Linked DNA regions of Mus musculus: region 2 is linked to region 1. The links are chromatin contacts, found by Hi-C or POLR2A ChIA-PET in ENCODE. All regions are on one chromosome and are shown on one strand. Each heading gives the region's core, a stretch centred on a gene start or an enhancer-like site at or near the end of the contact. The rest is flanking DNA. Distances are from core to core; before and after follow the strand shown. Region 1 holds the start of Dr1 (down-regulator of transcription 1). Region 2 holds the start of Crlf2 (cytokine receptor-like factor 2).

Region 1 (4,628 bases), core at 638-3,137:
TACATGAAAAGCCTTCCTTCCCCATTCTGCCCCATTAGCTTCTTGTTGACACATATCATTTCTTTTTGACCTTTTAACAAAGTGATATCACCTCTTTCATTTATGTCCTTACAGTTTGCAGCTGTACTATGCTGTCCAGAGTCCATCTTTGAGTTATCAATCCTCTTTCCTTATCTTCCCCAATGCAGGCATTGCAGCTGGGTGCCACCATTTCTGACTCCTACTAGTTTGATTTTCCAGAAATATTTCTCTGTACCATTTTCCCATGTGACTTCATTTACAATAGTCCTTTAAATGTGTAAAGTCTTTACTGACATTTTCCTTTATGTTTTTATACTTCTTTTTCATCTTTAAAATCTTGTGAACTTTTAAAGTTAAAAATACTGTACTTCAAACCTGGAGTTGAACTCATTTGCAGTGGCCAAGACCTTTAATCCCAGCACTTGGGAGGCAGAGGCAGGCAAGTCTCTCTGAGTTTGAGGCCAGCCTGGTTTATAGAGTTCCGGGACAGCCAGGGGTACACAGAGAAACCATGTCTCAAAAAGCAAAAATAAAATAAAATAAAATAAAATAAAGAAAAGCTGGGGTTGCAGGTATAAACAATTTAGACAGTGGCTTGGGAGAACTCAGAAGCACTCTGTAGACATGACTCCCATATGAGAAAGTTTGCTTATAATATAGTAATAGCACAAAATGGCAGGCTAACCAGGTAACAGTTACCTAGGACTTAACATTCCATCTAGATTTTAATATTTTATCTAGGTCTTTATACATCTGAACCAAAATTTACTTATTTTGAAGAAGAAACTTGTTCTTTATAATCAAAGATTGAACTTACTAGCACTGATATAATGAAGAATATTTAGTTCCCAGCAAGCATTTTGGAGAAAATGTTGAATGAAAAAATTAACTCAAGGCTGGTGTTCTAGCTCAGTGCTGAAGCTGCATCTAGTAAGGTGGGTAGGAGGGGATGGTTGACAATGATAGTCTCCTGGAAACCAGACATCTTAAAGCATTGCCACAGTCCAGCTGCCAGTCTATCAACAAAGAACACGATGAACTAAACTGTGCACGTAGATTTAACTGGCTTAGTCCTTTCAAAAGTTACAACTTTCCACTATTAATTAATGTGACAGTATGTGAGGATTTGCGTGTGTTGAGACAGGTTTTTTCTGTATTGCCCTGGCTGTCCTGGAACTTGATTTGCCTGCCTGAGTGTCGTGTCCTAAGTGCTGGGATTAAAGGCGTGAGCCACTGTCGCCCAGCTGAGCTTATCTTAAAAAAAAAAAAAAGTGATTTCTGTGATGAACGTGGCACTAGTTATTAGTAATCACTTGGAACGAAGCAGATATCGGACTCTCATAAGATAAACCTTTTTTTTTTCTTGTCTTCCTTTCAAAAGCAAGTATGCAGAGGGCCATAGCTCATGGTATGCCAAACATTTTCATTACTTTAGATCAGACTACCAGTTTCCTGACTTAGCCACTTGTGGTACCGAGGACAGCCACTTCTTTGAAGGCTTCATTTCTTTCTCACAAATGAGAACAGGGAGCTCTGATCTGAATGCTGTGAAGTAGTTGTAAAGGCCTGTCCTCCCCACTCTGCTCTTTTCACTCCGCGCCCTAATCCCGACAGCTAAGGAGATAGGAAAAGGAAGTTCTTTAGTAAGGACCAGGGCTCCCCTGCCACGTGGCCCTCCGCGGGCCCTTCTGCCCGCAGAGCAAGCGAGCTCCAGGGCCCGACGGAGGAGACGCCGGGTCGCCGTGCGTGGGGGAGCGGCAGGCGGAAGCTGCGGGCTGCCAAGCCCCGCGGCTCCCGCCCGTCCGGGAGGGGGTAGGGGCGGGGCGTGCACACGGAAATCCATCGAGGAGGGCGGGTGGGACCTGGGGAGTTCGACTTCCGGTGGCGCAAAGCGTGCCGGGATCAGCTTGCGGCAAACCTCCTTCCCCGGCCCGTAGAGAGACCACCGTTAGCGCCGCTCCTGCTCGCACAGCCTGCTCTCGGCCACACGCTTGGCCGCTGCGGCTCCCGCAGTGTTCGGCCCGGTCCACTTGGTTTCCCAGGCAGCCGGCGTGCGCTCAGCTGCGGCTTCGGCAGACATGTTGTGAGGCGGCGGCGCGGGTGCCTGAAGGATGGTTTGGCCGAGGCGGCTGCAACCGCTGCTGGTGGCGGCGTCCTCGGGGGCTCCGGCTCTGTAGAGCTGACCCTGCTCAGTGTCCGCCCGGGACCGCGGCCGGGCGGGTATTCCTCTGTCTTGCGTGCGCTCCCGTGCCGTTTAGGTTCGGTTAGACGACAGCGCCAGTCCGTTTGAGGCGACACGCAGGGTGGTTCTCCAGCCCTGGGAGTGGTGTCCCTAGAACCCTCAGCCCCCTGACCTTTCCTTCATATTCCCACTAAAATCTCTCACACAGTGGGTGTTCCCTGCCCTCCAGCCCTCCTTCCTGGTTTCTGCACTCTCTTCTCTGAGCTTCCCGGACCCCAACATCCCTCTCCAGGGACAGCCTGTTGAGAAATCTTCGTGGAGTGGTGGACCAGAGGCGAGGAGTTTAAAAGTTGGGGCTTGAAAGACAGGAAGATACGATGGCTTCCTCGTCTGGCAACGACGATGATCTCACTATCCCCAGAGCTGCTATAAATAAGATGATCAAAGAGACTCTTCCTAATGTCCGGGTGGCCAACGATGCCCGAGAGCTGGTAGTGAACTGCTGCACGGAATTCATTCACCTTATATCTTCTGAAGCCAACGAGATTTGTAACAAGTCAGAAAAGAAGACAATTTCACCAGAGCATGTTATACAAGGTAAGCGATTTGTGTGGGATTTGGTTTCGATGAAGGATCAGGGGAACAGTCAAGCTAATAGAGTAACCACTTGGCGTCACAGAGCCTTCATTCCACTTCACTAGTAAGCACAGTTAATGAAAAGTCAAAACGGCATAGAGACAGCTTGTACCTTAAGAAAACACCTATGTAGCATTCTTCTGACATTGTTTTCATCCGGCTAGTGCAAATAAGGAGTGCAGACATTAGGGTCAACAGACATCCGCAACCCCTCACTAGTACAGTTTCCAATCAGGTCTTAAAACAACAAGAATTGACTGCCCACAGCTAAACGTGGATAATAACAACTGAGAAAGGAAACTCAAAGTTCTCTCTTGGAAAGTTAAATTTTAGAACTTCGAGCATGAGTTGAGTCAGAGAGTACCTCTCCCTCACCTGTATCGAGGAAAAGATTCATTTTTGAACACAGGGGTAGGAAAAACCCTTGGGCTGGTGACGGAGGTCAGTGGTGTATCATCTAGCAATCTTGCACAAGGGTCCTAGCATTGAGTTAAAAAAAAATATTGACATGAGTGTGTTAAGTGTTGTAAAGTTAATTGCTTTTCAAAAAGGAAGTATATTTTTGCTTTAAAATCGCTAAGAAGGTGGAACAGTCATCACCAGGTAACCAAAGCGAGCACCACATTTTTTTCTTTTTGACTCCCTCCAACTATTGATTGTTCTTTGAAGATTATTTGTAAAAGATGACTGGGGCAGGGCGGGAACGACAGTCCTGGGGCTTGAACGTAGGGCCTGACACACGCTAGTCAGCATTCTGTTGCCGGTCCTTCTCGCCTGCTGGTCCCCTTTGGATGTGTTTATACATTTATCTTTTATTGAAAAGCACATCTAAAAGTTTCGACAGTTTCTTCCTTATGCTGGAAAAGACTAGGAGACTTTGATGGTTACAGGAAAAGGAGACAAAAGTGCTCTTGGCAAATTTTGGGAAGTACTTTCTGTGGTTTTTCATGAACTCTTAGGAGAAGGTTGCATTCAGTTTGAGACAGTCACTTCTGTTTTATAATAATCTATTGGAAATGCGAACAATTTCTTGATTACTTTTATTTAAAGTTAAAAGGAACAAATTTAATCATACTCGGCAGGTAGTTCTCTACCATTGCCTTTTTATAAAGTTAAGTGTTAAATAATTTTACTTTCTTGTTAATGTCAAATAGAGAGCACATGTATTCGTATGGAGCATATCCATTTTACACCGTCAATATTGACAAGAAGATCAATTGATTAATTTTGAGCCTTTATCCTCTGCTGATGGTAGATTAAAAATACATCCTGCTGTGATGAGGGTGTCTCTCAAGGCTGAGTACTTAGCATGGCAGAAGTCAATCCCAGTAGGTAGTGGAGCCATGATGGTGTGTGTGTGTGTATGTATATAAATAGTCATATTATATACACATATACTCTGCCATTTCAGTACATAGTAGATAACTAAGAAAAAAAAGCAATTTTTTTTTTTAGGGTTAGGAAAGGCAAGATGATAATAGGATCCTACTGTGTTGCCTAGCCTGGCCTTAAACTTAAGAGTCTCTTCCTGCAGTATCTTGAATACTGGGATTATGGACATATAACCACCGTTCCCTGTTGCTTATTTGATTCTTTTGTGTGTATGTGCTGAACTTATGTGTGCTAGGTAAGCACTGCACTGCAGAGCTATATTTCCAGCCGACATACTTAATTCTTAAAACTGGTATTTTTAGAGCTGGGCGTGGTGGCGCATGCCTTTAATCCCAGCACTCGGGAGGCAGAGGCAGGTGGATTTCTGAGTTCGAGGCCAGCCTGGCCTACAGAGTGA
Region 2 (4,628 bases), core at 1,028-3,527, 1.3 Mb after region 1:
GGGCGCACTTCAGAGAGCAGGACACGCCTACTTCCCATTCCTAAGAACCACTTTCTGTCTATGCTCCGCCCACCGGAGTCCAAAGGCGCAGCTGTGACATCATCAGAGCACTGCCTAACCCCTGGAGCCCAATTCCGGTATCAAAGACCAACTTCCCGTCTAAGCGCCGCCCAGTTCCTGTTTGCCCCACTCAGTGGGAGTTGAAGAGACATCATCAGGCAACTTCCTGCGTACTTCCGCCCAAGGCCCCGCCCCCTCCCTCCATGTCACGCCCACACCACTCACGCCAGGCGGACGCGCGCTGCCTAGCCTTAAACACCATGGCCCCGCCTCCGTCGCGCAGTGCCAGCTCCAGCAGCCCCGCCCTCGCCGCGGGGAGGATGCACCCGGAAGTGACACCAGCGCCGGACAGGAAATATCGCGGGCAGGGTTGCAGGGCGCCAGTGCCATAACTGCAGAGTCGGGGATTAAGGGGGAAGGATCAGCTGGATGGGAAGTGATGGACCAGAAGTCCCGCCCACGAGCATCTGAATTTCAACACCTCAAACAGAAAGTGATGGGCAGAAAGGAAGTACCGCTCCTTCCTGTCATTCATCAGAGTCTGAAAGGAAGTACCGTCCCTAATCATTTGTCAATCATTAATTAGACAGGAAGTCCCGCCCACTCTTTCAGGCGTTTAAAAGAATGAACAGCAAGTGAGTGAAGAGGAATGAGAGGAAATCCCGCCCCCTCCCATATATCATTCAATGATTCCGACAGGAAGTCACAGACCAGAAGTTCTGCCCCGCCCCCCTTCACTCACCGGAACTCCAGGCTCAAGTTGGCGCCGTGGTGGTCGGGGCCCGAGCCCCACGTGACCTCCACCGTCTCCAGGTCATGGCAGACGACTGTGACATCACCTGCGGGGGCAGGGCGGGGATCAGGGGAGCAGCCCGTGACGTCAGCGCGTTCCAGAAGAGCCATCGCAGCCATTTCCCTGACTCAGACCCTTGGCTAGGGCGCTGGGAGCAGGCCGGGCCTCATTTGCATATGCACTAGGCAGGGGAAGACAGAGGAAGACATTCTGGCTCGTACGCAAATATAGGGAATGAATATGTAAACGAGAGGCCCAAGAACTGTAGCGGTGGGCGACACCTCATTTGCATATTCACAAACAGAGAAAAGGAAAAGGATTGGGGGCTCATGAATATGGAAAGCGCTTCTCGAATATGCAAATGAGCAGCTAGCAAGTCGGAGCCTCATTTGAATATACATGATCGCAAAGAAAGCGGTAGGGAAGCGGGGCTCACCACTATGCAAAGCGACCAATGGATACACAAATGAGCAGGCAGTGAACCAGAGTGGAGATGGACTGGGGAAGCATTCTTTGCATATTCATGAGGGGAAAAGGATGGAAGACTTTGTGGCTGGTGCATATGAGAATAGCAGTATATGATGAGGAGCGGGCAGATTCAATTTCGGAGATCTGAGGTCTCATCTGCATATTCATGATCAGGGACGTTGGAGCAAGACGTTGAGGCTTGTGCATATGTAAATCGTGGGGAAAATATGCAAATGCATAGTGATCCATATGGACAGGGCATCAATTCTATATTCATGAGGGGATGGAAGACAGAAATACATCGCTCATGAATATGTGTATCTCCCGATGGATATGCAAATGAGAAGCGATGAGTGAGAACTCGGTAGGGGCGAAGCGTTATTTGCATATAAGCGGGAAAGCTGTATATGAATATGCAAAGAAGGAGCGGCCCAGAGGCCTTATTTGCATATTCAGGAGGAGGAGCGAGATTGTGGCGGCAGCACTATGCTAATGAGGTCAAGGCGGGGTTTAGGTCTCATTTGCATATTACTGAGGAGAAAGCGCCGAGCGTAGGGGGGGAGGGCGGGGCTCATGCATACGCAAAGATCAAAATGAATATGCAAACGAAGCGCTATCCGATCGCCCTTAGGAGGGCCAGAGGCCTTATTTGCATATTCATGATGGGACGAAAAGCAATGATGGGACGAAAAGCAACTTGGTAGCTCTTGCTCGGGCCCCGCCCACCGCGGCGATTGACAGGCAGCCCCGCCCCCGCTCACTCCTCACCCCGTGACGTCACCGCCGCCGCCGCCGCTGCCGCCGCAAGGAGCCGAGGCAGGAGGATGACCGCGAGTGCCCATGCCATGTCGCCGGCGGGGCCGCGGACGCTGCAGTGATTGACAGCTGGTTCGGTCCGAGCCGGTCCGAGTCGAGGGCGCCCAGGCCGCTTAGAGCCGAAAACGGGAAGCCGGGGGCGGGGGTTGGGGCGACGGGGCGGGGCCACGGCAATAAACGGATGCGGCGACTCACCGACATGGGCGTGGCCCGGCTTCCTCTTCCCATCAATCACCCGGATAGGGGGAAGCGGGGGGGGGGCGGGGGGGGGGGGGTGGACTCCGCGTGCGCCCCGACCACGCCCCTCGCGGCCTGTCCCCGCCCCCAAACCTCCAAGGCCCCGCCCCCGCCCATCTAATCTGCCCGGCTCTTGTGGTGCTTTTTAAGGCTTACTTGTAAATAATAAAAATTGTGTGTCTTTTATCCAAAAACAGAAGGGAGGTGTTGCTCCCATATGTCTGTTCCTCTCTACTTCTTTGTTCTGTCATTTGGTTGCACATTGACCTCACCAAGATGGAGGTGGCTGGCCATCGTGTGACTTTCTGTTCCAGGTCACTTCTGCTTCTCCCTTTCCCAGTCTCTAGGTGGCCCAGCACAAAAGTAAATCGCTTTGTTGAAACTTAAATGGTATGTAAATATTAGATAATAGTGAACATATCTTTTTCTTTGTCTTAACAAAAGTCGTACTTAATCATACAAAGATTTTAAGTAATATACAAATTTGAACTTACAAACAGGGCAGCACTGTGCATTGTTACACCAATTACTAAAGTTTGGTGGAAAATGGTTTCATTCATAAGGACACAAACCTGAAGATGTTGAGAACCGGGGATCTCAATTGAGAAATGGCTACCATCATATTGACCTGTGGTTTTGTGAGTAAGCCATGTACTTAATTAATGATTAATATAAGGTTACCCTACTTTCTGTGAACAGTGACACCTCTAGGTGCGTTGTTCTTGTGATTTTGAGGCCAGCCTGGTCTACAAAGTGAGTTCCAGGACAGCCAGGGCTACACAGAGAAACCCTGTCTCAAAAAACCAAAAAAAAAAAAAAAAAAAGAAAGAAAAGAAAGAAAGAAAGAAAAAAGAAAGGGCACTGCAGCCCTTCCAGTCGGCACCAGCTCCGGGTCACCTTGTGCACAAACTCTGCAGACGGTCCCATGGTCCCCAGAGGACTCTCCACACAATCTTAGGATCACTGGTGAGTGGAACAAAACATCTGTTCCTGCTGCAGACAAACCTCAATTGGGTCATCGATCTGCAGGGAACGAGGTTCCAGTACTTACAGGCAAGCAAGGAGTTGGCATGGATAACAAATAAATATGGACACAAGGGAGTGTGTATCTGGATTATTTTCTCAAAGCAAGCACCAGTCTTTTTGTTTGGTTGGTTTTTGTTTTTTGATTTTTTTTCGAGACAGGGTTTCTTTGTATAGCCCTGGCTGTCCTGGAACTCACTTTGTAGACCAAGCTGGCCTCAAACTCAGAAATCCACCTGCCTCTGCCTCCCCAGTGCTGGGATTAGAGGCGTGTGCCACCACGCTCAGCACCAGTCTTATAATACAGAAGAAAAACAAGAAAGCTGATGGATACATTCATCAAGGTACACTGTTTCTTAACACAAAACAAAGAAAATGCATACATAAAAAGATGGCGGGAGCCAGGCAGTGTTTACAACTGAGAATAGGAACAACCCTAATTAAGATCAGCTAAACACAGGAGCCAGGTGAATGCTCTGATGCAATGCTAGTCTATTGTTAAACCCACCACCAGGGCTCCTTTAGTAAATACCTGATTATCCTATTCCTCTGGGCCTAGTGAACAACTTGCACCAGGGGAATTCCATTTTACTAACCCTTTCATGAATAATACCGCAACCCACCTATTTCCTAGGCCATTGTGTATTCCTGTTTATGGATGTGACTTGGCTATTGTTTTAAGTAATTACTATGCAGACTAGCCTTGAGCTTTTCTAGCTCTGTTCTAGTAAATAGTAATGCCTGATTATTTTCACTGTCTCTACTAGAGGTAAATTTGAATGTTACTGAATAGGAAACATTCTTACTGAATTGCAAGCTCAGGGTAGGCTTCAAGGACTTTCTAGGACATTGGAACACTGGTAGAGGCTTATCTATATGTCAAAATCAATCCTTAAAGGCACTTAAAACAATACAGAAAGAAAGCACAGGGATCCATACACCAGACTAACTCGGGGACAGGTTTTGAGTGTATGTGCTATGGGAATGCCAAGGTTCCAGGAGGCTAAGTTTCCGTAAAACTCTTTGCCTCATGACTGCTTCCAGGCTTTTAGGCCTGTCATGCAGACTTCACTGGAGTGGATGTAGCATGTTCCAAAACAATCTTGATGGGCCTGTGACAGCAGGAGCAAGGACACAGGAGCCCTGACTGACCAGCGGTCGGGTTCCTTCTGATAGGTGCTGGTATACCTTGGTTTCAAACACACCAGACAGCCCTATGGTCCCCAGAGGA

What was found. A loop is a pair of places that touch in the nucleus more often than their neighbours do. ChIA-PET counts read pairs that join two places held with the same protein, here RNA polymerase II (POLR2A).
Region 2: a map of left cerebral cortex shows a loop between it and region 1 (9-fold over the local background). The contact joins the promoter of Crlf2 here to the promoter of Dr1 in region 1. A Hi-C loop is called at or near these places in 1 of 37 maps with a recorded cell type or tissue (left cerebral cortex). POLR2A ChIA-PET finds 5 or more read pairs at or near these places in 1 of 5 experiments (embryonic stem cell).

The regions. Positions count from the first base shown.
Region 1 is chr5:108,267,010-108,271,637 of GRCm38, forward strand. Dr1 (down-regulator of transcription 1) reads left to right here and starts at 1,888. Exons shown (of 3, transcript NM_026106.4): 1 at 1,888-2,800. The coding sequence starts at 2,581.
Region 2 is chr5:109,556,716-109,561,343 of GRCm38, forward strand. Crlf2 (cytokine receptor-like factor 2) reads right to left here and starts at 2,278. Exons shown (of 8, transcript NM_016715.4): 1 at 2,090-2,278; 2 at 803-899; 3 at 286-452. The coding sequence starts at 2,168.